2 separate regions of the Homo sapiens genome follow, and region 1 is linked to region 2. A link is an interaction called in ENCODE POLR2A ChIA-PET data of the cell type or tissue named here. Cell type or tissue: PC-3. All regions are shown on one strand. Each heading gives the region's core, and the rest is flanking DNA. Links, peaks and the distances in the headings are about the cores only.

Region 1 (16,139 bases), core at 4,161-12,160, 92 kb before region 2:
AATCCAGCCCTCATCTTGTTTTGGTAAATAAAGTTTCCTTGGACCACAGTCATGCCTACTCATTTATATACATATTGTCTGTGGCTTCTTTTGCCTGACAATAGCAGGGTTAGTTGTGACAGAGTTGGCATAACCCCAAGCTGAAATATTTACTATCTGACTCTTTGTGGAACAAATTTGCTGATTCCTGTTCTACACTACCTGTCCACAGATGTCAAGAGAAAACTTGTAAGAGAGCCTGCTTTAAGGGTCTGCTTGGGATTTATTTTCCCTCAGCATACAGCTTCTCTCTTGACCTTCTGTGTCTAAATAATGAACATTCTCTATTCCTGTTCACTCCTCTCCCCATATCCCTGAATTGTATGCCACTGTGACTGGGTTATGGGGAGGGAAGTAAACAGGAACATTCTTTAATGATCAGTATAAATCCCTTTGTCTAAATCTATGCTGTTCTTTACGGGTATTAACATTTTAATTAAAGCAAGATAAAATTGAATATTCTTCTCATCAGCCATTACATCCATGATTTAAATGCTCAAAAGCTACATGTGGCTAGTGGCTACTGCACCGGACAAAGCAGGTAGAAAACATTTCCATCATTTCTAACATTTCTTTTGGACACGGCTGCTCTAAACAATCCCTGCCCCCAGCATTGAAGGGTGAGATGATGCATTGTTCTGCAATTAGATCATTTGCTCCATCTCATCTCTCTCTCCTCTCCTCCTCTCCAAGTCTGGTTTTCACACCCCTCCCAACAATAGTGAAATTAACTGTGCTTAGCAAAAGACTGGAGGCAGCTGAAATATGCATTATGGTGGACTGGTCGATTAAATTATGGTAATTCCATTTGATGGAAACTATGTAGGTGTTAAAAAAGAATCAGGAGAGAGAGAACACCAACATTTATTATAAAGTGAAAGTGGGAGGAGAAAAAACAATGGATATGATATGGCCTCATTGTGTCTTTGAAAGATATATATTAATTCGAAAAAAATGACCTGGTAAGTGTTACTAGGACAGTAAAATAATTGGATTCCAGCAATGAAGGAGGCAGACAAGAGCTATACTTTCCTTGGGCTTATATCCTGATGGGGGAATACAGACAAACAGATAGCAACGAGGAAATGCTACTTAAGAATAAGAGCTACCACCAGGTGTGGTGGCTCATGCCTGTAATCCCAGCACTTTGGGAGGCCAAGGCAAGTGGATCCCTTGAGCTCAGGAGTTTGAGACCAGCCTGGGTAAGATGATGAAACCCTAACTCTACAAAAAATACAAAAATTAGCCAGGCATGGTAGTGCGCACCTGTAGTCCCAGCTACTAGGGAGGCTGAAGTGGGAGGATCACCTGAGCCCAGGAGGTGGAGGCTGCAGTGAGTCAAGATTGTGCCACTGCACTCCAGCCTAGGTGGCAAGGCCAGAACCCATCTCAAAAATAAATACATAAATAAATGACAATAATAAGAGCTTCTACATAGAGAATTAAAATCCAGTGATATGGTAGTGAGTAACTGGGTGGGAAGGCAGACCTGGCATTTTGGCTGAGACCTGAATGTCAAGGAGAAGCCAGATTTGAAAGATTTGAAGGAAGAAGGATCAGGCAGCCTGAGGCAGGGGGAATGTCGCGGAGTCCACAGAACTGGTGCAAAGCCAGGACAGGGAAACTCAGAGTAAGTGACGAGGAGAGGGGCAGAGGTGAAGTCGGGAGGCAGCAGGGCCAGATCACTGCAGGTCCTTGTTAGGAGGTAGGGTTTTATGCTGAGAACTTTGGGAAGCTGTTGGAGGACTTTAAGAAGGAAGATAACAGAATTGGATTCTGCTTTTAAAAGATCACTTTAAAGTCTTTAATCCACCTTGAGTTGATTTTTGTATAAGGTGTAAGGAAGGGGTCCAGTTTCAGTTTTCTGCGTATGGCTAGCCACTTCTCCCAGCACCATTTGCTAAATGGGGGAGAAATAGAAACACTTTTACACTACTGGCAGGAATGCAAATTAATTAAACCGTTGGGGAAGACAGTGTGGCAATTCCTCAAAGATCTAGAACCAGAAGTACCATTTGAACTAGCAATCTCATTAAAGGGTATATACCCAAAGGAATATAAATCATTCTATTATAAAGATATATGCACATGTATGTTCACTACAGCACTATTCACAATAGCAAAGACATGGAATCAACCCAAATGCCCATCAATGATAGACTGGATAAAGAAAATGTGGTACATATACAACGTGGAATACCATGCAGCCATAAAAAGAAATGAGATCATGTCCTTTGCAGGGACATGGACTGAGCTGGAAGCCATTATCCTCAGCAAACTAATGCAGGAACACAGAACCAAACACCACATGTTATCACTTATAAGTGGGAGCTGAACAATGAGAACATGTAGACACAGGGAAGGGAACAACACACACTGGGGCCTATTGCGGGGGCGGGGGGAGAGAGAACATTAGGAAAAATAGCTAATGCATGCTGGGCTTAATACCTAGGTGATGAGTTGATAGGTGCAGCAAACCACCATGGCACACATTTACCTATGTGACAAACCTGCATGTCCTGCACATGTACTTCAGTTTTTTTTGTTTTTTTTTTTGAGACGGAGTTTTGTTCTTGTTGCCCAGGCTGGAATGCAACGGCGCAATCTCGGCTCACCGCAACCTCTGCTTCCCAGGTTCAAGCTATTCTCCTGCCTCAGCCTCCCAAGTAACTGGGAATACAGGTGCGCACCACCACACCAGGGCTAATTTTTCATATTTTTAGTGAGACGGGGTTTCTCCATGTTGGTCAGGCTGGTCTCAAACTCCCGACCTCGGCTGACCCGCTGCCTCAGCCTCCCAAAGTGCTGGGACCACAGGTGTGAGCCACCGCGCCTGGCTGTATCTCAGAACTTAATATTAAAATTAAAAAGATCACTCTGCCAGATGTGTAGAAAGTTGACCAACAAGAATGGAACAAGAACGGCAGCAAGAATGGAATTGGGGGATCTGGAAAGGAGGGTGTTGGAGTCACCCAGGCAAGAGAGGATGGAGGATTGGAGCAGGGTGGAGGTCATGAGGTTGGAGGGAGGGGACTCAGCTCTCCCAGGACTTGCCAGCAGTTTCAGTGTGTTAGGGGTGAGAGGCAGAGGAGTCAGATGCCTCCTAAGTTGAAGCTTCAAATAGATGTACAGTCTAAGATGCAGGCACATATACGTATCAACACTTTCTAGAAAGACAGGCAAGGGGCAGTTGGCAGGTGAGGGGGCTGTGGATTTGGGGAGTAGATACTTCGTTACTTTTAGACTTGTCTCTACCATTTGAATTTAGTAACAGAAGCATTCCTTTATAAAAATAAAACACAATTTTTAGTTATATAGTAGTCATATATAAATAGTATATGACATATACTATTTTTTTTGCCTAGAATGTTTTCTTTTTATTTTTGTCAAAGGAAAAAAATTCTAGAAAACAGAGAAACAGACATTAAATAACAGAGTCAACTGTTATTTAATATTTTGATGATATTTCATTATTTTTTCAAGAAGTTACACATTGAAGATCAAATTTGAGTTGGATTTTTGTTTCCTAAATGGCTGCTATAAGTCAGCTGGTAACTGGTATCTTGGATTTAGTTGGCAAAAATGAAAATGTAGTTAGGTATAAATTCCTAGAAATTAAACACATATCCTATACCTACATAAATGTGTATATTATATGTCTATTGGAACATTTACACCTGAAAAATATGCAAGATGTTTGAAGAACAGCTAGATAGTGCTTATTTTAGAGATTAAACTTCGCTCAGTGACAAATCATCTCTTGATACCTAACAGACCTTCTACCAAGGCTAGATTTGAAGAACGAACAAAATGTCCCTTAAATACATATTCCCCTCTTGTCCACTAAGACACACTTCAGGTCTAGGGCAAGAGAGGAATAAAGAAAGGGAGAGGAAAGGAAAGATGTCCTGATGCAGAGGTTGCCAAATCTTTTCTGCAAAGGGCCAGAGAGGAAATACCTTCGGCTTTGCAAGTCACTTGCTCTCTACTAAAACTCTCCATTTCTGACTTTGTAGCAGAAACTCAGCTGCAGACAATGTGTAAGTGAACACGTATGACCATGTTCCGATAAAGCTATTTACAAAAATAGGCAATTGGCTGAACTTGGCCCCTGGGCTAGACAGTAGGTTGGGTAGTTTCCCAACCACTGTTCTAATAGGATCTAGACTTACCTGAAAGTTGGGAAGTGAAAACAAAACACTAAGAGTAGCCCCTGAATCCCACTTCCCATCACCTGGCTCCCCTAGAGCCCTCATCTCTGCCACTGGGACTTTATCTAGTGTCTCTCCTTTCCTCATCCTGACCCACCCCTCCTGGTATGGGTTAGGTCTTCTCCACCGCTCTGACCACAGTTTTGAGGTACACACTGATTTTTCTGATGACTTGATGAGTATGGGCCTCTCCCACTGGTTTGGGAGTGCTGGGAAGGCAGGGGTTGTGTTTAACTTCTTTCTGGCTCCCAGCACCCAGCACAAAGCCTGGCATATAGTAACAGCTCCATAAAAACAGTTTAACTAAACAAATACATGAAAATCCAAGTGTTTCCACTGTACTATTACATGAATGCTCACGGGCTTTCCATGGAAATGAGCAGGGAGGGGGTGGCACTCCAGTGGATCCAATTTTCCTCGATGCCATGAGAGAGGCAAGGCTGGCACCCACCCTCTATACATATTTCCAATAGGAGGCATTTACTGTGTAGAGTGGTTATGTGGGGTTTAGCTGGCAGGAGAGGTAAGTGCCTGTACCAGCCCACTTCGGGGAGGGAATTCCAATTCTCATACAAATGCCTATGTCAGCACCAAGTTCTCTCTGTGTCACATGCCAGGGGCCGGACACTGTGCTCATGACACATTATCTCATTTGGGGTTGGAGCAATTATGACTTCCATTTTGTAGTTAAGGTAACCGGCGTTCCCAATAATTAATGTATGCAGATCACAATTCAACACAGGCTGGAGTGTGATGGCAGTTCTGGCGGATTTCAAAGCTAGTTCCTCATCACTCTATTAATTCTACCGTAAGAGTTGATCGCATGTGTTCCCATTTTACAGAGGTACCTGTGCAAACAGGTTGTCAATTTCAGGGTTAGCCAAGGAGAATCAATCTTAGACTCGCAATCTGGGAGGGGAGGGGTAGGGGCTGGTCTCAGCCAGTTCTTTAACTGGACACTGACAATGCTGCCTCTGCCCCATGGAATAATCCAGAAGCCCATGGCTCCCTCTTCCAGTAGAGACCCACTGCACAGCACAGCCCAGCCTCCTCCACCATCCCCTGAGCTCATCCAGACAGCGACCCGGACTTTGCCTCTTAGGCCTGATCTGTGTTGGCGTCCAGGCCCGTTGATTTTCCTGCATCCCTGTGATTAGTGACTAATCTTATTTTTTTGTTCCCAAACCCATAAATCGGTTACAGACCAAATATTTACACAGGCCATCATTTCCGACTGAACCAGAGCTCGTGACAGCCCTCATTATTAAAAAGGATGACTGATTTTGGGCAGAGATTTCACGGCCATGTGGCTGGATGTTTTCTTTTAGGTTTCCTTCCTCCTCCCCTTGCCTGAAGAAAAGACAATTTCCAAGATAAATTGGCGCAGAGGTCTGCTCTCACTGTCTCCCCGGGGCTGATGGTGTGGGCAGGCTTCCATCAGCCCAGTAAGTGATGGGCCCCCAGAGAAATGGCCAGTGCTAGCTTCTGCCCGCATCTCCTGGCCTCCCTCTGGGGCCAAAGAGTGGAACAGGGAGTCATTTGACTCACAAACATTCCCGAAATCAGAGGCTGTAGAAGACAGCAGAGGGGAGGGGCCCAGAAGAGGAAATAGCTGCATCCCCACCTCCAGCCCATGTGACCCACAGGGCAGGGAGTGGTTTGGCCTGTCAGGTGCCCCACCCCCAACCCACCACCAGAGGCCACATGTTGAGTGGATAAGATCACTGGACAGAGAAGCAGGAGGATGAATTCCTGACCTAGCTCTGTCATTACCTAAGTTACCTTGGATTTTAATGCTGATTCCCCCCCTGTAAAAAGCAAAGATTTGCGGAAGGTCCCTTTATATCCCTTTTTGCTTCAGGTACCTTGGTCCTAATTATGACAGCTGCCATTCATTTCACCCTTCCTACATGCCTGGCTTTGTGCTAAGCATTTCAGAGGCATCAGCTCATTTTATTCCTTTTTTTTTCTTTTTTTGAAACAGGGTCTTGTTCTGTCATCCAGGCTGGAGTGCAGTGGTGTGATCACAGCTCAATGCAGCCTCAATCTCCAGGGTTCAAGCCATCCTCCTGTCTCAGTCTTCTCAGTAGCTGGGACCACAGGCACACACCACCACACCCAGCTAATTTTTTTTTTTTTTTTTTTTTTTTTTTTTTAGCAGAGATGAGGTCTTGCTATGTTGCCTAGGCTGGTCTTGAACTCCTGGGCTAAAGTGATCCTCCTGCCTTGGTCTTCCAAAGGGCTGGGATTACAGACATGAGCCACCATGCCTGGCCTCATTTTATTCTTTATGATGGGATCTGTCATTTGCAGATGAAGAAACAGAGGGTCAGAGAGGCTAGGCGACTTGTCTAAGGTCACACAGCATATAAGGGGCAGAGCCAGGATTTGAACCTGGTTCTGTCTGACCCCAAAGGTCTTAACCCTAAAATATATCACAGACTCCCTAGGACCTGGATTTGCTTGTAACACCTGGATAAAAAAGCTCATTGTCATCTGGATTCTCAACACTCCAGCATCTCCATAGGAAAGCACCCAGAGTCAGTGTTCTAAGCAAATGCATCATTGATCATTGTCTACTCAGGTGGTAAGCCCGTAAAGACCCTTCTCTGTGCAAGCAGGAGGTCAGCCAGAAATGTTTTACTCAAGGAAACTGATAGTTTTGCCACCTATGGGATATTTCACAGATGCTTCCTTTATCCTGGGAAAAAATAAACAGAGAGTGAATCCTTACAAACATGCCTAAATTGGAATATATTTCAATCTATGATTCTATGAGATCCACGCTGAAATCCACGCATCAGAGCCCGAGAGACAGACAACGAACAGTATCTACCAGTTCCTGAGGGCTTGGAGAGGACTCAGAAGATGCTGGGGCTGGCGGGCTGGCTGGCTGGGTGCCCAGGGCTAGTTGCTTAACCTCAGTGAGCTCTTAGCTTCCTCGCTTGTAAAATGAGGGGCTTAGAGCAACTCATCCTTAAAAGCTTATCCACCCTCAAAGCGGCGATTCTGTGATGCTGCTCCCTCTTTTCCAAGCTTCCAGCACGACCTTGGGCAGGTCAGAATCTGTGTGGTTTCAGGTCTTCTTATTTATACAACAGGATAACCTCTCCTGCCTCTTTGTCTGCCCCTTGCTTCTGTGGGGGCAAGTGAGTCAGTGTGAGCTCAGCAGAGAGTGCAATTAAACATCAGCAAGTATGATCCCACCAGTGTGGAATTTCTAATAATTCAGTCGTGGCTCTCCTACTGTGACTCCAGGAAACAAAGTCTGAATCTCTTTTTCCACGAGAGTTTGAAGAACTGTTGCCTGAAATTAGTGGGTTTCTTCAAAGCCAGGCTTTTGATGTGCTTTCAACTTTTGCATCCAGCATGAACTTGTTAGGGTAGAAAATTTGCTTATTTGGGATCAAACAGTATAGAGGGTGGGCTCGCTGCAAATTGTCACTTAACGTGTTCATCTATGTAATTATTCCTGCTCAGCCGGACTCAGGCATTTCAATATCTGAGCCAATAGCCTGTACTGCTGTCTTGCAGAGGACACTGGTTTTGTGACCGTCTAGCATTCACCCCACTCCACCTCGGGGAATTCTCTCTCCTACTCTGTGCACAACCTTATTGGGGGTGTCAACTAGGGTACACTGCCTTCCCCTAACTCACCAGGTGCCAATCAGACCAATCTGAGTCTCTCTTGGGAATATGAATCTTCAACAGCATGACACACGATGGAAAAAAATATTTGAAGCTCAATCTAGTAGTGGTCCCTCCCAAAATCAGCTGTCAAGTCATCCCTGCTACTTAGAGCCCAAAGACACCTGGGTCCTGCCCCTTTCTGAGCCTGGGTCTCCAGCTTTCCTGTCAATCCTGAGAGTTATCCCATAATATCCCAAACAAGTTCATTTTCAGCCTAAGTTAGATAGAGTTGGCTTCTGTTGTTTGCAACCAAAGATCTCGTCTCTAACGTATTCTGAAACCTTTAAAGCTGAATTCCCTTTTAAAAAAAAGTCTATTGGCCGGGTGTGGTGGCTCACGCCTGTAATCCCAGCACTTTGGGAGGCTGAGATGGGTGGATCACTTGAGGTCAGGAGTTCGATACCAGCCTGGCCAACATGGTAAAACCCCGTCTCTACGAAAAATACAAAAACTGGCCAGGAATGGTGGTGGGTGCCTGCAATCCCAGCTACTTGGGAGGCTGAGGCGGGAGAATCGCTTGAACCCGGGAGGCGGAGGTTGCAGTGAGCCATCACGCCACTGCACCCCGGCCTGGGTGACAGAGCAAGACCTTGTCTCAGAAAAAAAAAGTCTATAGCTCAATTTTTTCACTAAATCAGACTAAGTACCCGCAACTCAAAAGTTTCTCAAGTCCTTTGGGGTGGGGCCCACAAATCTGCATTTTATCATGCTTTCCAAAGATCATTTCAAGCTCCCCAGAACCACTCTCTGCATCATAATTCTACACCGATAACATCAGCCAGTGTCCAATTGGCAGGTTTGACATTGGCTGATGCTCTGAAGCAAAATACTTTTCACATGCTAGTGTCTGCTCAGGCCCTCCAAGAACCAGACTCTAAGGCCTGAAGGTTTAGTCCATAGAGGCTCGATCAGGTTTCGAGTGTGCCAGAAGCAAGAAGAAAATGTGCTGCCAAAGGACACTCTCCAGGATGGCCATAGGGATACAACTGCACACGCCATGAAGTCACTGCTGCTGTAAGTTTGGAGGACGACTCAGATTCCTCTGCCTTCCCCACTGGAAAAGCCCATAGTGTTTATGTCAAACTCTAGACACCCGGTCACAACTCATTTAGCAGATCTCCTTCTTTCCTTCCTTCTCTCCTGCCTCCTTTTTCCTTCCTTGCAAACGACACATGCATTACACACATAGTAGGTATTTTCATTGCAAAAGATTCACACATATAGTCAAATTTGGAAGTTCCTCCAACCCCCTTACTCTCACTGCCTGTCTCAGTGTAAACTCTTCCAACTCTTCTGTGACCATAACTACCTAATACCAACATACAATGAATATGTCCAAACATTATATAAATGTATATATACATATTTATGTTTATATCTATTTCTCTTTGTAGAAATACGATCATACTATATGTGCTGTTTGGCAGTTTGTTGTCTTCACAAATCAATGTATCTTGGAGTTTTAAACATCTCTTTGTGTAGACCAGGGGTCATCCACCAAAGGCCATGCCAGGTGCAGCAAAGCAGAGATGTCTTAATAAGAGAGTGATTTAATAAAAATATGACACATCCATATTATAGAACACTATTCAGTCATTAAAAAGAATGAGGTGGTTCTATAACAGGGGTGAAAACTTTCTCTGTAAAGGGCCAGATAGTAAATATCACAGGCTTTGCAGGCCATGCAGTCTCCACTGCAACTACTCGATTCTGCCTTTACAAAAGCAGTCCTAGGCATTATATAAACAAATGGGTGTGGCTGTATATTAATAAAACTTTATTTACAAAAACAGTCAGCAGGCCAGATTTGGCCCCGGGGGGCATGGGTGGATGACCCCTGGTCTACACAAACAGATGTTTCAAACTCCAAGATACATTGATTTATGAAGAAAACCAACTGCCTAACAACACATATAGTATGACCGTATTTATACAAATAAATATAAATATAAATATAAATATAAATATGTATACATGCATTTATATAATGTTTGGACACTTTCATTATATGTTGATATGAGGTAGTTATGGTCACAGAAAAAGAGCTAGATGGGTTTAAACTGAGAAAGATAGTGAGAGTAAGGGGGGTGGGGGGAACTCCCAAATTTGACTATGTGTGAGAATCTTTTACAGTGAAAATGCCTAGCATGTGTGTAATGCATGTGTGATTTGGAAGGAAGGAAACAGGAAGGCAGGAGAGAAGGAAGAAGAAAAGGAAGGAAGATGGAAGAGAGAAAGAGAAGGAGGGAAGAATGAATGGAGGGAGGGAGGGAAGGAGGGAAGAAGACAGAAAGCTGTGTTCCAATAAAACTTTATTTACAAAAACAGGCTGTGGGCCAAGTTTGGTCCATGGCCACAGTCTTCCAACCTCTGGTTTAGAATACCAAGTCCACGAGGGCAAAGTCCTGGAAATCTTATTCACCATTATGTCCCCAGTCTATAGAACAGACCCTGACACACAACAGGAGCTCAAGAAATAGTTGTTGAAAGAATGGGGAAAAAGGCCGGGCACGGTGGCTTACACCTGTAATCTCAGTACTTTGGGAGGCTGAGATGGGTGGATCACCTGAGGTCAAGAGTTCGAGACCAGCCTGGCCAACATGGCGAAACCCCGTCTCTATTAAAAATACAAAAAATTAGCCAGGCGTGGTGGTGTGTGTCTGTAATCCCAGCTACTTAGGAGGCTGAGGCAGGAGAATCGCTTAAACCTGGGAGGCGGAGGTTGCAGTGAGCCGAGATCACACCATTGCACTCCAGCCTGGGTGACAGAGGAAGACTCTGTCTCAAAAAAAAAGATAAAAGAATGGCGAAAAAAATAAAACCTCACAGTCTTTCCCTATCAACTTGGAAAACGAACAACTCAACTACTATTCTAAGCCCTTGTCATGAGCATGTGTAAAGCAATATGCTGTGTGTTACTCATTTAAATGTCTTGAACTAACTGCTGCCAGCACACAGGTTAATTAAATGGCAGTGACCTTAAAAACAACAACAACAACAAAAACGAGTTGTCATCCTCACATTATCACATCAAAAGTGGCTCACACTGTGGTACTTCAGTGGCTGAGAAAACCTTTTGCTCTGTATCCAGAGACCTATTTCTCTGTTCTCACCATGCACAAAAGCTGGTCTGTGGTCCTGCAGGTTCTCAGATCCGAAGGTAAATATTCCCACCTCCAAGGAAACCACATCTGTAAATGCAATGCAGTGTTTTCCGATCACAGGCAAACAGATTCTGATGTAGAAGAGAATCGGCAAACCTACTCTCAAACACAGGGACAGGGCTTCAAGTGGGACCCAGCATGGGTTGACAATGTTGCAAAAGTGACTTTCAAAAGAATCTGGGCTGCATTTTTGAGGGGATAAGAGGAGAAATGGGAAGCTGTGCAAGTGGATTTTAGAGGAGAAACAAAATTGCTGCATTTTTGGACGCTTTGTTCCACAGTGCCCTGGAATCCAGGGTAACGGGCATCCCAACTGGTAGACTCAGGGAGCAATGTCAGATACAACTTTTAGGTCCTTGGGAAATGACACAACCCAGTGTCTTACTGCTGCAAAGAAAGATGGTGCCAGGGGACACTGAGTCACTGACCCTCGCCTTGAGCCACAGCCACCTAGGAAACTGGATAAGAGCCTCCCTTCTCCCTCCCACTTAGGCAAACTCTCCTGTCTTCTGGTTCTGTTGCCTTCGGTGTGAGTTTCAAGCCATGTTCAGCACCAAGATTAATGAATTATGCATCAGTGAGGTTTGGCAGGTTGACATAGACAGACGGCTGCCCACTGAAGGCCATGCCGGGTGCAGGCCAGAGCCATCACATCAAGATCTTCCAAAAGACTCCCTCCTGCCTCCAGTTCTCCATGGTGCAGAATCTCTATGCTGTGTGGCTGGCTCCAGCACTATCTACAGCATCTATCCCAGATCTCTGATGGATGCTAAGGCATCTGGCAAGGTAGTATATCTCATGGGCTATGCTGTAGCTGCAAATTAAGCCTAGAGCAGGAAATAAAATCAAGCTAGGAAGAAGTGTTCATGTCTCCTGAGGGCCCTCCCCACACTGGGTACTGGGATAAACATTTCCCCTACATTACCTCTAATCTTCAGAGACTATATAGGTGATAGAGGATTCCCCATTTTACAGATGAGAAAATTGAGGCACAGATAATGGAAGCTGCTTGCACAAGGGCACATAGAGGTGGCATTCCATCCAGACCTGGCTGGCAACAAGTCTGTGTTCCTTTGCCTCTGCGGGGTGTCACTCCTGTGCTATCAGGCTGGTAGAGGCTTAAGGGAAGGGGAGGTTACAAATATGGATCAAAAAGAGGAAAGGGAACAGAAAGACAATCCAGTTAACATATGGCGAACGGCACGAAGAGACGGTTCTCCGAAGGAGATACATAAATGGTGGCCAACAAGTATATGAAAAGATGCTCAACATTATTAGTCATGAAGGAAATGAAAATTAAAACCAGAAGGAGATACCACTTCACAACCGCTAGGGTAGCTATAATTTTACAAATAGAAAATAATAAGCATTGGCAAAGATGTGGAGAAATATGAGCTCTCACATATCACAGGTGAGGATATAAAATGGTGCAGCTGGCGTGAAATAGTTTGGTGGTTCCTCAAAAAATTAAAGATAGAATTACCATATGACCTGGCAACTTCACTCATATATATATATATATATATATATATATATATATATATATATATATATATATATATACACACACACATATATATACACACACACATATATATACACATACATATATATATATATATGAGTTGAAAATAGGTACTTAAACAAATACACGTACACCTATGTTCATAGCAGCATTTTCACAGTAGCTAAAATATGGAAACAACCCAAATGTCCATCAACAGATGAATAGATAAACAAATTGTGGCATATCCACACAATGGAATATTAGCCACCCATAAAAAAGAACACGATTTGAGACATGATGAATCTTGAAAACATTATGCCAAGTGAAGGAGGTAGCAGTCACAAAAGGTCACATAGTGTCTGATTTCCATTTATATGAAATGTCTAAAACAGGCAAATCCACAGAAATGGAATGCAGACTGGCAGTTGCCATGGGGATAGGGGGAAGCTAGGGAATTGGGAGTAACTGCTTAATGGGTATAGGGCTTCCTTTTGGGATGATGAAAATATTCTGGAACTATTTAGAGGTGGTGGTTGTGCAACACTGTGACTGTACCAAAGGCCACTGAATTGTTCAGTTTAAAGTGGTCGATCTCACGTTATGTGAATTTCCACTTCAATCATTTTTTAAAAGACTGTGTAATCCAAAGAAATGAGGAGGCGGGATGGTTGCCTAAGAGGAAGCCTGGGAGGCCGAGGTTCTGGAGGTCTTTACCACCAACCCACCACCCCATCCTCAAGCAGCCAAGACTGACCCCCAAAGTGAACAGAACAAATAAATAAAGACAAATGAAAACACAGTGTGAGATAAATACCAAGGGTCTGTTGGCCTTGTTTAATTGAATAAGGATAGAATATTAATAGAAGATGCTTTAGAGTAAGAATCAATCTACAATGAACCACCTATGGGCCACAAATGACTTCCCATTCACCCTCCATGGAAGCCTAGAGGATTGTGCTGACTTGGTAGAACATTCCTAAACTAGAAAGGGAAGTTCATTTTCCAAAAACTACACATCCTCCTCCCCCACATCTCTGCTCAGGTCACTGAAGATGGGTGGCTGCTTCAAAAGACCACCTCAAGGTCTGGGTCTCAAGAAGCAACAATCGTAATAGACAATAGTCATGTCTGTGAATGCCCAAGCCTAGCATGTCTGCATGGTCCTCAGCATACAGTAAGTTGTGCTTAATAAGTTCTGGCTGGATAAATACCTCCTTTCCATAATAGTGATGTTCTGGGAGTGCTCATGTACTGCCAGGCCCTATGCGAGATGCTTTATATGCACAATCTCATGGAGCGCTCCCAACCCCAGGAAGCGGGTCCTACCGTCATCCCCACTGACAGATGGTATACCTGCGGCTCACAGGGGAGACTCATTTATCAAGTTGTCTGCCCACTGAGCAGTAAAATCAGGCTTCTAGAAGACATGCTCTGACGCCTATGCCCTTAAGCTAAATCACTCTGCTCTTGCCTCTTGAATAACTTACTTTCTTCCAATTCCATATTCTTTGGTCTACAACACTGATTGAAGGGTCATCACTTGGCCACTGAACTTTGTTTTAGGTGATAAGTGAAAGGGTTAACCAAAGGACACTACAAAAAGGTGTGGAGGAGGTGGAGAAACAGGAACCCCACTGCATGGCTAGTGCGAATGTGAAGTGATGCAGCTGCTGTGGCAAACACCACGGCAGTTCCTCTAAAAATTGAAAACAGAATTACCATATGATATGGTTTGGCTGCGTCCACACCCAAATCTCACCTTGAACTGTAATAATCCCCACAGGTCAAGGGCAGGGCCAGGTGGAGATAACTGAATCATGGGGGACGTTTCCTCCATACTGTTCTCGTGGTAGTGAATAAGTCTCATGAGATCTGATGGTTTTATAAATGGTAGTTCCCCTGCACAAGCTCTCTCTTGCCTGCCACCATGTAAGATGTGACTTTGCTCCTCCTTTGTCTTCCACCATGCTTGTGAGGCCTCCCCAGCCACATGGAACTGTGAGTCCATTAAACCTCTTTTTCTTTATAAATTAACCAGTCTTGGGTATGTCTTTACTAGCAGCATGAGAGCAGACTGATACCCCATATGATCCAGCCATCCCACTTCTGGGTAAATACCCTGAAGAACTGAAAGCAAGAACTCAAACCGATACTGGTTCACAGCAGTTCACATGTTCACAGCAGCATTATTCACAATAGCCAACAAATGGAAGCAACCCAAGTGTTCACTGACAGATGAATGGATGAACAAAATGTGGTCTATCCACACAATGAAATATTATCCAGCCTTAGACAAAAAAGGAAATTCTGACACATGCTCCAACATGAATAAACCTTGAAGACATTCTGCTAAGTTAAAAAAGCCAGTGACAAAAGGACAAATGTTGTATGATTCTTTTTTTTTTTTTTTTTTTTTTGAGATGGAGCCTCACTCTGTTGCCTCAAGCTGGAGTGCAATGGCACAACCTCAGCTCACTGCAACCTCCACCTCCCAGGTTCAAGCAATTCTCCTGCCTCAGCCTCCCGAGTAGCTGGGACGACAGGTGCACGCCACCACACCCAGCTAATTTTTGTATTTTTAGTAGAGACAGGGTTTCACCATGTTGGCCAGGATGGTCTCAATTTCTTGACCTTGTGATCTGCCCGCCTCGGCCTCCCAAAGTGCTAGGATTACAGGCGTGAGCCACCACACCTGGCCGTATGATTCTACTTCTATGAGGTACCTAGAACAGTCAAAATTGTCGAGATAGAAAATAGAGTGATGGTTGGCCAAGGCTGGGGAAGGAGAATGAGAAATTTAATGGGTACAGAGCTTTAGTTTGGGAAGATGAAGAGGGTTCTGGGGATGGATAATGGTGATGGTTGCACAACAATGTGAACGTACTTAATATCACTGAACTGTACACTTAAAAGTGGTTTAAATAACAAATGTTCTGTTATGTATATTTTGCTGCAATAAAATAAATGTGTTGGGGCTGGGCACCATGGCTCACACCTGTAATCCCAGCACTTTGGGAGGCCAAGGTGGGTGGATCCCTTGAGCTCAGGAATTCAAGACCAGCCTGGGAAACATGATGAAATCCCATTTCTACAAAAAAAAAAAAAAAAAAATTAGCTGGATGGGGTGGCACACACCTGTAGTCCCAGCTACTTGGGGGGCTGAGGTGGGAGGATCACTTGAGCCCAGGAAGTTGAGACTGCAGTGAACTGTGATCACACCACTGCACTCCAGCCTGGGCGACAAAGTGAGATCCTGTCTCAAACAAACAAAAAAAAAAACAAGAAAAAAAGGAAAAAAGAGAAAGAGATCTGTTGGCAAGGGGATAACCCACTCTCTGATAATGAAGACCTGAAATGGGGAAAAAGAGTCCTGTGGGGAAGAGAGAGAAAGACACCGGAAAGGTCGCCGCTCTTCTTCAGGAAGGCCAAAGAGAGGGTCACCAAGACCCACAGCAGGGACAGGACTGCCATCCGTTGGCAAATGGAAGCTGAACTTGTGCAAGTGAAAGCTGACAGCCAGCACAGTGA
Region 2 (16,139 bases), core at 5,042-13,041:
TTAGCCATGCATGGTGGCGGGCGCCTATAGTCCCAGCTACTCGGGAGGCTGAGGCAGGAGAATGGTGTGAACCCGGGAGGCGGAGCTTGCAGTGGGCCAAGATCGCACCACTGCACTCCAGCCTGGGCGACAGAGCGAGACTCCGTCTCAAAAAAAAAAAAAAAAAAAAGACAGTTATCAACAAGTAATGCTATAAAGCACTTTATGCATGTATTCAATCCTCCGTGGCATCCTGTGAAATAGATGCTTTTACTCCCTTTATACATGAACATTTATACAACATTGTGAAAGGAAAATAAATCTTGGAAGACCCAAAGTCACTAAGCTAAAGGGAAAAGTCAAGCTGGGAACTGCTTAGGACAAACCTGCCTCCCATTCTACTCAAAGTCATCTCTCTGTTCACTGAGATAAATGCATATCTAATTGCCTCCCTTGGAAAGGCTAATCAGAAACTCAAAAGAATGCAATCGTTTGTCTCTCGCCTACCTGTGACCTGGAAGCCCCCTCCCTGCTTGAGTTGTCCCGCCTTTCTGAATGGAACCAATGTACATCTTACATAATCTGATTGATGTTTCATGTCTCCCTAAAATGTATAAAAGCAGACTGTGCTCTGACCACCTTGGACACATGTCATCAGGACCTCCTGAGGCTGTGTCATGGGCGTGCATCTTCAGCCTCGGCAAAATAAACTTTCTAAATTAATGAGGTCTGTCTCAGATTTTCAGGGTTCACAACATTGGCTGTGTGCTTACTGTGCTTGGGATGGGGCTAAATGCTCTAATTGCATCGTTTCATTTAATCTTCAGAATAATTCAAGGGTAAAGTTCTGCTGTTATCCCCATCCTACTGATGAAGAAACTGTAATGTTATCAACAAGTAATGGATAAGTGACAGGTCATGGCTAAAGTCTTATAGTTGGTAGTAACCTACACCCTCACTTTCCCCTTAATCACATGGCATCCTGCAGCTGAGCTGGGACCCACCCCTCCCCGTAGCCTACAGTTCCCCCAAAGACACACAAACACACACTCACACATACCACTCCCCCAAAGACGCACAAACACACAGTCACACATACATACCATTCCCCCAAAGATGCACACACACTCACACATACACACCATTCCATCAAAGACGCACACACACTCACACATACACACATTCCCCCAAAGATGCACAAACACACACTCACACATACACACCATTCCACCAAAGACGCACAAACACACACACATACACGCCGTTCCCCCAAAGACACAAAAACACACACACATACACACCTTTCCCCCAAAGATGCACATACACTCATACATACACACCATTCCCCCAAAGACGCACATACACATACACACCATTCCCCCAAAGACGCACAAACACACACTCATACACACACACCATTCCCCCAGACGCACAAACACTCACACATACACACCATTCCCCCAAAGACGCACACACACTCACACATACACACCATTCCCCCAAAGACGCACAAACACACACTCACACATACACACCATTCCCCCAAAGACGCACACACACTCACACATACACACCATTCCACCAAAGACGCACAAACACACACTCATACACACACACCATTCCCCCAAAGATGCACACACACTCACACATACACACCATTCCCCCAAAGACGCACACACACTCACACATACACATCATTCCCCCAAAGACGCACACACACTCATACATACACACCATTCCACCAAAGACGCACAAACACACACTCATACACACACACCATTCCCCCAAAGACGCACACACACACATACACACCATTCTCCCAAAGACGCACACACACACATACACACCATTCTCCCAAAGATGCACACACACTCACACATACACACCATTCCCCCAAAGATGCACAAACACACACTCACACATACACACCATTCCACCAAAGACGCACACACACACATACCATTCCACCAAAGACGCACAAGCACACACTGACACAACACACCATTCCACCGGGGCCACGGGAACATCGACTCGCCCTCAAGTTTACTTTCTTTCCTTGAAGTTTGTTCAAAGTCTGAGAGAGAAGCAGAGAGGAAGAAAAGTCTTACCCTCTGCCAAATTATCTTTCCCATGAAATTATCTTCCTCTCCACCCCTACACTTCAAAACTAGAAGTTTGGGGCTAAAAATGCAAAAAGTCTCATTTCATTATCCAAATTACCGGCTTCTAAATTGACAGGGATTCAACTTCTCTCTGCCGAAGCTTCAGCAGCGTTTCACTGATGAGCTGTATTGTATCAACTCTTCCCTCTCTCTTTTGATCCTCTTTTTAATAAAGTCTGAGGGAAATAGGTAATTTATCATTTTAAATAGGAAAGGTGTGGTAGCAGGGGGCTCTGGGGGTTATTAATTGTCACCCTTGCTATCTTGTCATCTGTTTCTGGCAAATCATTTTATTTCAAGTCTTGAAATGGGTGGGGAGAAGGGAATAGGTTTTTAAGAACTGAAAGGTCTGAAGATTGATTAAAGACATTTCAAGGTGTAGGGGTTTTTCACTTGACATTCTCTGATAAGGGACTAAGAGAAATAAAAGCCATTCTCAAGGGAAAAAGTGATTTCAGAAAGTCTAAGCAAGTGTCTAACTTCTTTGTCCCTTCCCATTAAAATGTTATAAACAGGCAATCACGTGGCTTAAATTTCTCTGAATTTCGGAGCCAGCATTGGAATCTACACAGTAGATTCTTTAGCTCTTCAGAGGCAGAAGTGACAGAGAGTCTACCATTCCAGGATCAACACTGCTTGTAACTTTTGTGAATACTTCAATGCACTTGTTAGTTTAATCCTCAAAACTCTCTAGCAAGAAGCAGAACTTTTAGATGCTGGCTGAAAATATTAGGCTGAAGTCATTGGTAGAAGAAAAAAACTGTTTTTTGGTTTAAATCCTCATAACTTTCTGGCAAGAGACAAAACTTTTAGACACTGGTTGAAAATATTTGACTGGAATCACAGGAAAAGCGAAGTACAATAAGTACTAGTAGTACAAATGACAATTACTGTTTGCTGTGCCCCTACCATGTGCCAGATACTATTCTAAGTATTCACGTGTATCACCTCATAGTATCCTCACAAGACCCCATGAAGAAAATTCCGCTATTGTCTCCACTTCACAGTGCTAGGAACAGATAATTATTTGAAAGACTGAGTTGCCCTAGGTTACACAGCTAGTAAGTGGTAGATCAGGGTTTCTGATCCAGATCTGTACCATTGGAGGGTTCTCTGGAGCCCCCTAACCCCTCAGGAAATGAGAGACCCGTCCAGAAAGCCCTTGGAAAGCTGAGCCATTATACACAGGCTTGTGGGTCAGCACCTGGGGCAGCTCCTTCTGACCTCCCGAAAGTCAAATAGGACATTCATTTTAGCCACAATCCCAGAAAGCCTGAAACCGAAAATCCAGGAAAATTTTTTGAGTTTCGAGTTTGTCATCCTTGCAAAAAGAAGCGAATAAGGACAAATGAAAAACATACAGTTGCCAAAGTAATTCAACATTAGCAAGAATCTTAATCTAAGACCTCATTAATGAGCTTGGCATTCAGCAGAACCCTGGGTCTCGTTGGGCACTAGCCCCGCCCCAGGATGTCCCCAGGTAGAACCAAACAAATGCACTGACCCTAGTCTGGGCAGGTCACCTGGGAGATGGGACAGGGCAGGGAGCACAGGCTCTGACCCCGTAATGCCTCCCACGTCCTGCTCTATGAGATTCATGATTTTATTACCCACCAAGAGACTGGGAAGATTAACCTTCAGTCACTAACTTTAGGGTAGCTTTTTTGTTTTAACAAAGCTCTTTTTAAGAAAAAATGTATTGAGGTGAAATTCACATTAACCATTTCAAAGTACAGAATTCGGCACCACTTAGTACATTCTCAATGTTGTGTAACCGCCACCTCTATCTAGTTCCAAAACACTATCATTACACCCAAAAGAAAACCCTGTCCCCATTCGCAATCCTTCCCAATTCCCTTCTTCCCCCAGCCCCTGGCAAGCCCTAAACTATTTTCTGTCTCTGTGGATTTGCCTATTCCAGCTATTTTATATGAATGGAATCCTACGCTATGTGGTCTTTCGTGTCTGGCTTCTTTCCTTTTGCATAATGTTGTCAAGGTTCATCCAAGTGTAGCATGTGTTGGTCTTTCCTTTCTTGTTATGGCTGAATAATATGTATACACCACATTTTGTTTAAGCATTCCTCAGCTGATGGACATTTAAGTTGTTTCTACTTTTGGCAAGTGTGCATAGTGCTGCTATGAACATTTGTGTACGAGTATTTGTTTGAACATCTGTTTTCAGTTCTTTGGGGCATATATCTAGGGGTGGAGTTGCTGGGTCAGATGGTAACTCTGTGGTTAACCTTCTGAGAAACCACCCTGCTGTTTTCCACAGTGCCTGCATCATTTTACATTCCCACCCAGCAACATATAAAGGTTCTGACTTCCCCACATCCTCACCAACACTTGTTAGTTTTTGTTGTTTATCATCATTGTCATCATAGCCATCCTAGTGGGTGTTTAATAAAACATTCTTAGTAATGGCCATAGCTAACATTTATCGAGCACTTACTGTGGGCTGGGCTTTTGCAGCATCTCCTCTCATTCTCACACCTTATTTCATTTAATTCTCATAACAATCTTGTGAGATTGAGAGGAAATTACAGCTCTGGAAAAGTGGAGTCACTGGCCCAAGGCCAAGATTCAAAGTGAAATTCAAAACCTGGCAGTCTGACCACAGAGCACGTTCTCTTGGCTGCTATAAACATACTGCACATCTGAATAGGAAACGAGTACCCAGGGGATAGGAATCATCAGCCCCATGTTTCCGATGGGGAAACTGAGACAGAGAGAGGAGTAGAAACTTTCCCAAGACCCACCCATCTAGAATGTTACTCAGCCATAAAAAGGAATGAATGAATGAATGGCATTCACAGCGACCTGGATGGGATTGGAGACTATTATTCCAGGTGAAGTAACTCGGGAATAGAAAACTGAACATCATATGTTCTCACTCATAAGTGGGAGCTAAGCTATGAGGACGCAAAGGCATAAAAATAATACAATGGACTTTGGGAACCCAGCGGGGAAAAGTGGGGAGTGGGGAAGGGATAAAAGACTACAAATTGGGTTCAGTGTATACTGCTCGGGTGATGAGCGCACAAAATCTCACAAATCACCACTAAAGAACTTATGTAACCAAGTACCACCTGTTCCCCAAAAAACTATGGAAATAAAAATTAATTAATTAATTAAATTTTTAAAAAAGATCCACCCATCTAGAAAGTTCCAGGTCCATCCATCCATCCAGCCCCAACCCCATATTCCTTCCCCTCCACTGTGTAGAATTGTTTTACAATATTTAGCATTTTAATTGTCAAGTGCAATTAAACCTGGGACTCAGCTGCTTCCAGTCTCTGGAATGAAGAGAATGATTATCATCATTCATTGGACATTTTAAACTAAAACACAAAGCCCTTCCTGGTTAAAATCACAGTTAAAATCTACATCAGGAATACAGCAATAAAACATTGCCTAGTATTGCAATATTGCAATAAAATAAACCCTATCTTAGAGTTGGGGTATTTACTACAACTCATAAAATTATAAACTGCAGCCCAGACTCACATGGGGCCAGACTTGGGGGATCAAGGATAAAAGAAATACTCAAGATACCATCCTCAATAACCCTTTTCAAGTATATCTATATTGCTGGGGGTAACTGGATCTGACATTGGAGACCACAGGCCCCTGGGAGTCATGGATATAAACCTTGATGGTCGCTGTCATCTCACTACAGCCCTAAACAACCTAATATGGATGTTAGGGCAGGGTCAAAGGCACAATACCCTGAACATCAGGATTCCCGGGTTCCACGGTGGCTTGGGCACACACAGCTCTGAGGATCTCATCTCAATTCTTCACCTTGGGGAGGCTTCCCCACCCACCTCCATCCCAGCTACTCTCTCATTCCTCCTCCTGTTTCATTTCCTCATGACCCTTACCACTCAGTGGAACTGTTTTGTTATACAATCAGTTCTTGTTATTTGTGGCAATTGTGTTCTCTTCCATAAAGTCACTGCAAATACTGAATTGGCAAATGCTGAACCATTGCGACTAGGAGAGATATGTGGTTAGGTTCCTGCGAGCCTCTGGTCATCTTATCATCCACTCATCCACACATAACCCTGTTTTAGGTGTGTTCCTGTTTCAAGACACTGTATTTAATATATATATTTTATATATATATATATATATACACACACACACCATATATATATACACTATATTATATATATATATATACACACCATACATATATACACTATATATATATATATATAGTTGATTCATTAACATTGAGCTCACAGCCCACAGCACTGTCACTCAAACCTAAACCAAGAATATCTAACACAGGTATTTTCTCCATAAGGCACAGCACACACAGCCTTCTTATTCTAAGGAACACTAGACAGCAGTTCAGCGCTATGCTTTGGGGCCATTGTAAACAGCAAAATCACCCACACAAAGTACAAACAAAATGTGAAAAACTTAGCATTCAGTTTAAGACCACAGAAAGGACACTGCTTACACCATGAGAGCTGAAATGAGAGGGCAGAATGCTGCCCTGTTCAACCTCAGGGGTTGTGCACATCAGGCGACTCAAAGTTTTTTACCACTCTGCAAATGCAAGTATTGATTTAAGGGTTACAAATACATTTTAGCCCGTAGGCAAATTCACAAATACAGAATCCACAAATAATGAGGATCGACTGTTGTTATCCGTTTATCATCCATCTTTCCCACTGGAATATAAGCTCTAAGAAGGCAGAGCCCTGGACTCACCTTCTCACTACTGTATCACCCACTGCCTTGCAATAAATAAATATTAATTTTTGGCCAGGTGCAGTGGCTCAAAATGCTGTCATCCCAGCATTTTGGAGGTTGAGGCTGGTGGATCACTTGCGCCCAGGAGTTTGAGGCCAGCCTGGGCAACACAGCAAAAACCCCATCTCTACTAAAAATATGAAAAATTAGCAGGGTATGGTGGCATGCACCTGTAGTCCCAGCGACTTGGGTGGCTGAGGTGGGAGGATTGCTTGAGCCTGCGAGATCAAGGCTGCAGTAAGCCATGATTGTGGTACTGTACTTCAGCCTGGGTGTCAGAGTGAGACTCTGTCTCAAAAAAATATTAAAATAAATATAATTTTTTGTCTCAATGCACAAATTATATGTTGCTTTAATAAATATTTGTGGAATGAAACAATTCTTCTTTACTTTTTTTGAGATGAAGTCTCTCTCTGTTGTCCAAGCACCATCTCAGCTGACTGCAACCTCCACCTCCTGGCTCATGCCTTAGCCTCCCAAGTAGCTGGGATTACAGGTGTGAACCACCATGCCCAGCTAATTTTTGTATTTTTAGTAGAGATGGGGTTTCACCACATTGGCCAGGCCGGTCTCAAACTCCTGACCTCAGGTGATCTGCCCGCCTCGGCCTCTCATAGTGCTGGGATTACAGGAGTGAGCTACTGCACCCGGCCGAAACAATCCTTGAACAGTCATAAATTAAAGCTGCCATGATGGATAACAGTATTGGTATCATGCACCTTGAATTCAGGCAAGAAATTAAGTGGGAGACAACTCGCTATAGTCAAAATTCTATTCATGCATAGGGCTACCCTAGATGGATAGTCTTGAGAAATGAAGGCCTGGTGACCAGAAGAAAGGGTGGAAGGTCGTCCTTATCTTGATCCTGCCTCTTCTGGCTCTGCATCCTCTGAGAAACAGCTGTGCCTCCACCAGCTGGGAAGAATGGGCTCTCTCATGGGCCTCTGAGGGAGGGAGAAGGAGGTGAGAAGCTTAGGAGGCCCATCCAGCTCAGGCTGGCTCCCACGCATGCTTGCACAAGAGAGTCCACACCAGGAAAGCCACATTAGAGAGGGATGACCTCTGAGACGCTCCTAATTCCAGAACCCTTTGTTGTTCTATTGCTCTGCCTCCCTTGAGTGACAGGCATTATATTAGTTTTATAACCTCTTGTGTTGGCAAATTCAAGAAAGCTAAAAGTAGCATTCGATGACCTTATGTGCTGCAAGGTGCCCTATTTTTATCTCCCAACAACTGACTTGGGGCGCAGGTTTTCCAAATCCCTTTGGCTTTCCCCTCCCTGTGCAGATTCAGTGGGGCCAGCACCTGCCCCGGTTTCCCTCCCAATTTCCCTCTGCAAAGACAGTGCTTATGAAGCCTTCAGAGCCAGGTGTGCCAGGAGGTCAATTTGCTCAGGTTATCCACATAGTCTTGACCTAGAGGCAGAGAGAAATGTGGATACTTCTAAGAGAAAGGTGCTGTGTAAACGTCTATCAACCTTTTTAACTCCTCTTAACTAAGGCAGACAACTGCATGGGCACCAGGGGGCTTTTCCAAGACATCTAGATTTAATACCTGCCAACATAACTTCTTGCCACAGCATGTAGAACTCAGCAGGGCCAGTGAGCTGGGTTTGAATCCCAGCTCCACTACTTACTAGCTGTGTGACTTGGGGTAAATTTCTTAACCTCTCTGAACTTCAGTTCATGCATCTAAAAAGGGAATAATAAAAGTACCCTCTTCTTAGGGTGAACATGAAAAACCAAGCAAGCAGTGGGCCTGCTATCTTTGTTACTATTTGATATGGTGTGGCTCTATGTCCCCACTCAACTCTCATCTCGAATTGTAATCCCCACGTGTCAAGGGAGGGACCTGGTGGGAGGTGATTGGATCATGGAGTCGGCTTCCCCTGTGCTGTTCTCATGATAGTGAGTGAGTTCTCATGAGATCTGATGCTTTAAAAGTGTTTAGCAGTTTCTCCTGTCCTCTCTCTTTCCTGCCGCCTTGTGAAGGTACTTGCTTCTCCTTTGCCTTCTGCCATGATTGTAAGTTTCCTGAGGCCTCCCCAGCCATGCAGAACTATAAGTCAATTAAACTCTTTCCTTTATAAATTACCCAGTCTTGAGTATTTCTTTATAGTGGTGTGAAAACAGACAAACACACTATCGTTGCTATCATTAGTAGTAATTCTCTTCCCTTCCCCAGGCAGAATGTGTGCATGCATCTTTTGATCAGACACCTACTTATACACCAGGTACTTTGATCTGAAGATGCACAGTCTCTCCATCCACACAGAATTCACACCCTACCCAGCAGGTTACGAAAACATATCATGAAAAAAGTAATACAGCTCATTAATAATTTTTACATGGATTACAAGTTGAAATGATCATATTTTGGAAATATTGGGTTAAATAAAATATATTGTAAAAATTAATGTCATTCCTCAAAAAGTTAAACACACAATGAGCAATTGGCAATTCTACTCCTAGGTCGATACCCAAAAGAATTGAAAGAAGGGACTTAAACAGATATTTATACACCAATGTTCAGAGTAGCATTATTCACGATAGCCAAAAGCTGGAAACAGCTCAGTGCCCACTGATGGATGAATAAATAAACAAAATGTGATATATCCATATAGCAGATTATTATTCAACCTTAAAAAGTAAGGAAGTTCTGATACATGTTACAACATGGATTAACCTTGAAAACCATATGCTAAATGAAATATGCCAGACACAAAAGGACAAATAGTGTATATTTCCACTTACATAAGGTATCTAGATGATGCAAATTTATAAAGACAGAAGGAAGAATAGGGGTTACCAGGGGCTGAGATTACTTAATGGCCATGGAGTTTCTGTTTGGGATTATGAAAAAGCTCTGAAGATGGATGGTGGTGATGATTATACAACCTTGTGAACATGTTTAATGCCACTAAACTGTACACTTAAAAATTGTTAAAATGGTAAACTTTGGTGTGTTTTCCTACAATAAAAAATTAATGTTGGCTGATTTTTTAATGTTTTTAAATGTAACCACTAGGAAATTTTAAATTACATACATGGTTCCCATGATCTTTCTCTTGGACATACAATGTCTAGCACACATCTGGAAGAAGAGATGGGCGCTAAACAAGGAATCACATCTCACAATGTCATAAAGGTTGTTGCAATGTAACCCAGAGCTGAGGGTTACGGAGAGGTTTCCTTAAGGAAGAACATTTGCACTGGGGTCTTGATATGCTTTGGCTGTGACCCCACCCAAATCTCACTGAATTGTAGCTTCCATAGTTCCCACGTATTGTGGGAGAGACCCAGTGAGAGGTAATTAAATCATGGGGGCAAGTATTTCCCATACTGTTCTCATGGCAGTGAAAAAGTCTCACAAGATCTGATGGTTTTATAAATGGGAGTTCCCCTGCACACGCTCTCTCTTGCCCACTGCCATGTAAAAAGTCCCTTTGCTTTTCCTTCGTCTTCCGCCATGATCGTGAGGCCTCCCAGTCATGTGGAATTGTGAGTCAATTAAACCTCATTCCTTTATAAATTACCCAGTCTCAGGTATGTCTTTATTAGCAGCGTGAGAACAGACTAATACAGGTCTGGAGGATGAGTGGCGGTTCATTAAGCAAAGAAAGAGGGACAAGTGTCCCAGCCAGAACCAGTCTGTCCAAAGATGTGATCCACCGGAGGAGGCTCAGAGTGGCAGAGGAGGTAGAGTGCAGATGATGGGGAGAGGGAAGGGGGAAAGTGAGGCAGAGAAGAGGTGGACAAGTCAAAGTGGAGAGCTGAGGATTTATCCAGAGGACAGTGCCATGTGCAATGTCATGGCACCAATGATCACCCCTCACGAACCAAACCCACTGCATTTGAGTTGTAAACTTGTCTGTGTCTTCAACTGGACGATGAATTCCTGATGCTCAGGGACCATGTCTTGGTATCTTCCATATCCTCAAACCATCTGAGCCCCTGGCACAAAATTTACACCAATAAATATTTTACTGGCTTGACCTAAGGAAGCCAACACAAATGAGTCCCCCTAGCAGTTAACCCTCCCTGGCACCCAGCCTGCCTCTGGAGCCCAAACGTCAGGTTGACAATGCTTCCAAAGGATATCTCTAAAAGGAGATGCTGCCGAACCCAGAGATAAAGAACAAATGCAAAACTAAAAATATCCCTGCAGGTCTAAACAATAATTAAACCGTTGAAACTGATAAAAAATCATCGGGTAAAGTGGAACTAAGCATGTTTAGATACTAGCAACAGAGATGTTCATGCTTAACATCGTTCCACCCCTAGTTACCAACCCTGTAGGGCAGTCTGATGCTGGGAGATAGGGTAGCAAATTCGAATTGTTCTGTTGATTATTCTTTCCACATGTCTTTATTGAGTGCATACTATGGAGCAGGTACTTTCTTTTGAGATGCTAGAAGCCTTGGTCAGCTTCTGGCCAATAGTATCTGGACCAGAACTCCCCTCCTGTATCTAGAGTAACTCCTCTCATACTGCAGCTGAATATCTTATTATCAAATGTTAATGAGGAAACTAACAGGTTTTTTTGAGACAGGGTCTCACTCTGTTGCCCAGGCTGGAGTGCAGTGGCACAATCATGGCTCACTGCAGCCTCAACCTTGTAGGCTCAACCGATCCTCCCACCTTGGTCTCCCGAGTAGCTAGGACTATAGGCGTGCACCACTACACTTAGCTAATCTTTTTTATTTTTTGTAGACACAGGGTTTTGCCATGTTGCTCAGGCTGGTCTCAAACTCCTGGACTCAAGTGATCCATCCACCTTGGCCTCCCAAAGTGTTGGGATTACAAGCGTGAGCCACTGTACCCAACCAGAAACAAATATTTTTAAAGTATCTACTATGTGCCACGAACTATGCTAGACATTTTGCGAGTACCACCTCATTGTAATTCTCACAGCAACACTGTGGGGTAGACTCTATTCTTCACAAAGTATATATGAGATTCTAGGGGTCTGTGTTTTACATGTTTTAAGCTACAAACCTCCTAAGTGAAAAAGCCAAAATTTGAACCCAGAGTTCCTCTTATTTCTCGATAAGGGAGAAGTGAGAAAAGTTCAACTTGAGCAAGAAAAAGAAGAAAACAGGAAAGGCTGTAGGGTAAGAATGGGACCAGGACATCTAGACCCCTCCGCCCCACATAGCAACATCCTGTGGGTAGAATGGGGGACTACACATAATAATCGCAAAAAATGCTCATGGGTTTCTAAAAGAAACAACAAAGTAAGATCCATGGTGTTTAAGGATAAAAATGGTTTCACCAAGGACTGAACTTAATAAATATTTACTGAGCCCTACCCTATGTCAATTGCTTTGCTGTCAGCATTCAATATCCAAGGAAAAAATAAAAATGACAATGATCATGATCACCCTTTTTTGGAAAGTGTACCGTGTGCCCAACACTATTCTAAATATTATATGTATATTACCTAATTCAACCCTTACAACGGCACTACAAGGTAGTTATTAATATTTTCTTGATTTCATGGATGAAGGACAAGGTGGATGTAGCCCCTGACCCCAAGGGTCCCATAGTGGAATAGGGGAGATAAGGCAAGCAAGGAAACAGCCTCTGCATCATGTCAACGCATTGAGCAAGGTGCCAAGTAGCACGACAACAGCAATCGGGTGAGGGCTTAGATCCTGATTCACTTATCAGAGCCTCTGTTTCCTCATCTGTAAAATGGGGATAGTGTCACCCACCTCATAGGATTGTTTTGAGGGTCTAGTGATTTTATACTTAAAAAATACCCATCCCAGTTTTGGCTCTGGCCATGATAGAGCAAGCCCACCAAAGCCTATCTTTCCCAAAAATTCTGGGAAAAAAAATGGAAAAGGCAACAACCTGAGGATTCCTACAAGTCAATGACAGCAGGTGGGTAGGGCAGGGGAGTCCACATCTGAAGCATGGCCATTATGGCGGTGGTGAGTTTCCTTCATCTGTCAGTTTTGGCCAAAAGTTGGCAGGATTTAGGAACTGTGCTTTGGAAATGAGGAGTAAACACTTCAGAGTATCCCATATTTCTGGCCAGAGGACCAGGAAAGGAAGATCTGTGAGTAGGAGAGTATGGGCAGAATCCTTGGGGTTTTTATGTGTGTGTGTCTTTTTTCTATCCCAGCCATGTCCCAAAATCAGCCCAGACACAAAACTGCACTCATATGACACAGAAACAGCACAGGCACCAAAGCCCCCAAAAGATATCCCATTCCTTTGGACTGAGAAGCTCAGAATAGAGGCCAATGTTATGTGAATAAGGTAAGGAAGAGTACATGAGAATTTTTTTTAATTTTTTAATAATTTTAACTTTTGTTACGGATTCATGGGTACATGTGCAGGTTTGTTACAGGGGTATATTGTGTGATGCTCAGGTTTGGGGTATGAATAATCCCCATCACTCAGTGATATGGCTTGGCTGTGTCCCCACCCAAATCTCACCTTGAATTGTCATAATCCCTACATGTCAAGGCCAGGGCCAGGTGGAGATGATTGAATCATGGGGGCAGTTTCCCCCATACTGTGTCTCATGGTAGTGAGTAAGTCTCACGAGATCTGATGGTTTTATAAATGGGAGTTCCCCTGCACAAGCTCTCTTGCCTGCCACCATGTAAGACGTCCCTTTGCTCTTCCTTCCTCTTCTGCCATGATTGTGAGGCCTCCCCAGCCACGTGGAACAGTGAGTCCATTAAACCTCTTTCCTTTATAAACTACCCAGTCTCACGTATGTCTTTATTAGCAGCACGAGAACAGGCTAATACAGTCAGGTAATTAGCACAGTACCAAATAGGGAGTTGTTCAGCACTTGCTCCCTCCCACTCTCTCCCATCTAGTGGTCCCCAGTGTCTGCTATTTGCATCATCTTTAAGTCCATTGCACCCATGGGTTTTTTTCTCTCTCTTTTCTCTCACCACTTTACCGCCAATGAGAAGGCCAGTCATTCAGATCTGTGCAACAAGACAAGAGGCTAAAACTCTAACAGAACCCTATCTTTTTGGCCAAAAGAACTGGAGAAAGAGGCCCCTGAAAGCCAGATAATGTGCAAGTTATCTCCAAAAGAAAAGAACTGGAGGAGAGCCCTAATCTGTGTGTGAAATGCTGCCCACACTTGGAATAAACCCTAAGAAGCATGGCAAAGGCTTTAGGAACTCAACTGGCATTGGAGCACCACCTATAGAAGACAAGACAGCACCGACAGTCTGACTCTAACCAGACTACTGACTGCTTAAGAAAAACAAAACAAGCAAACCAAAAATCAATATTCTCCAGAAGGAAACCCAGAGTCTCACAAAAATATTCAAAATCTCCAGGAGATACTCCAAAATTGCGTGATATGCCAAAGACCAGGAAAATCCTGACCAATTTTCAAACGCAAAAGCAATCAACAGGCTGGGCATGATGGCTCACGCCTGTAATCCCAGCCCTTTGGGAGGCCAAGGCAGGTGGATCACCTGAGGTCAGGAGTTTGAGACCAGCCTGACCAATATGGTGAAACCCCATCTCTACTAAAAATACAAAAATTAGCTGGGCATGGTGGCGGGTGCCTGTAGTCCCAGCTACTTGGGAGGTTAAGACAGGAGAATTGCTTGAACCCGGGAGGTGAAGGTTGCAGTGAGCCAAGATCCTGCCACTGCGCTACAGCCTGGGCAACAGAGTGAGACTCCATCTCAAAAAAAAAAAAAAAAAAAAAAAAAAAAAGCAATCAATAGGTAGCAACACTGAGATGAGCCAGATATTAGAATTACCAGACATAAACTTTAAAGCAGGCATTATGACCATGCTCCATAAGATAAAGGTAACCACTCTTGAAATGAAAAGATAGCAATTTTCATAGAGAAACAGAAGCTATTAAAAAATAACCAAATGAAAATTTTGGAATCGAAAAATACACTATCCAAAATTCATTGGAAAATGTTCTCATTTACTGGATGAGCTCAATATCAAAACGGAGATGACAAAGGAAAGAGTCAGTGAATGTGAAGTTAGGTGAATAGAAATTATCAAATCCAAAGAACAGAGAGGAAAAAAGATTGATTTCTTTAAAAAAGCCCCAAGGAGCAATTAGAGAATATCAAAAGATCTAACATTCAAAAGATCTAACTGGAGAATTAAGAAGGATTGGTGCAGAATAAAAACAACAAAAAACAAAACAAAACTCTTAAAGACATAATGGCTGAAAATTCCCAAATTTTGTGAAAAACATAAATTCACAAATTCTAAAAGCTCAGCAAACCCCACATAGGATAAACTCAAAGAAAACCACGCCTAGGCACATCATAATCAAACTGTTGAAAGCCAAAGAAAATCTTGAAAGCGGCCATTAAAAAAACAATAATGATGCATTATAGATAAAAGGACAACAACTTGAATGACAGGAGATTTCTTATCAAGACTATGAAAGACAAGTTACTAGAACATCTTTTTTTTTGCAGATAAATTTTGACATTTATTCCATTTTAACAACATTTAAGAAAGAAGTATATTTTTTCAATCGTATTTTCCACTTTTTACTAAGCAGGCATTCAAGCTGTCCCACTCACTCATATATTACCCATGATACTAACATATTTTTTATTTTTTTTATTTTTTAAACTTTTATTTTAGGTTCAGTGGTACATGTGCAGATTTGATGTATAGGTAAACTTGTGTCATGGGAGTTTGTTGTACAGATTATTTCACCACCCAAGTACTAAGCTTAGTACTCAATAGTTCTTTTTTCTCATCCTCTCCCTCCTCCCACCCTCCACCCTTAAGCAGACCCTAGTATCTATTTAGAACAACATCTTTTGGCTGGGCATGATGGCTCACGGCTGTAATCCCAGCACTTTGGGAGGCCGAGGCAGGCAGATCCCCTGAGCTCAGGAGTTTGAGACAAGCCTAGCCAACATGGTGAAACTCCGTCTCTACTAAAAATACAAAAATTAACTGGGCGTGGTGGTGGGTGCCTGTAATCCCAGTTACTCAGGAGGCTGAGGCAGGAGAATCACATGCACCCAGGAAGCGGAGAATGCAGTGAAACGAGATCGCACCATTGCACTCCAGCCTGGGCAACAAGAGTGAAACTCACTGAGGTCGGGAGTTCGAGACCAGCCTGATCAACATGGAGAAACCCTGTCTCTACTAAAAATACAAAATTGGCCAGGCGTGGTGTTGCAAGCCTGTAATCCCAGCTACTCGGGAGGCTGAGGCAGGAGAATCGCTTGAACCCAGGAGGTGGAGGT

What was found. ChIA-PET counts read pairs that join two places held together with the same protein. Peaks named below come from ENCODE experiments on the same cell type or tissue, not always from the same donor. Only the 100,000 strongest peaks of a DNase experiment are listed, where the experiment ranks them.
Region 1: POLR2A ChIA-PET joins it to region 2 with 11 read pairs; 2 of 35 experiments call an interaction of 5 or more read pairs at or near these places.

Annotation. Positions count from the first base shown.
Region 1 is chr12:117,679,840-117,695,978 of GRCh38, forward strand. All of the region lies in intron 4 of KSR2 (kinase suppressor of ras 2), which reads right to left. Among named protein-coding and RNA genes, the nearest start is that of KSR2, 280 kb to the right of the region's middle. In PC-3, for the core only: no CTCF peak of the experiment used is centred there; DNase peaks (open chromatin) are centred at 5,482, 5,872 and 7,352; H3K4me3 peaks cover 2,674 bases; H3K27ac peaks cover 3,950 bases.
Region 2 is chr12:117,770,828-117,786,966 of GRCh38, forward strand. The region is part of intron 3 of KSR2 (kinase suppressor of ras 2); the gene reads right to left. Among named protein-coding and RNA genes, the nearest start is that of KSR2, 190 kb to the right of the region's middle. In PC-3, for the core only: no CTCF peak of the experiment used is centred there; no DNase peak of the experiment used is centred there.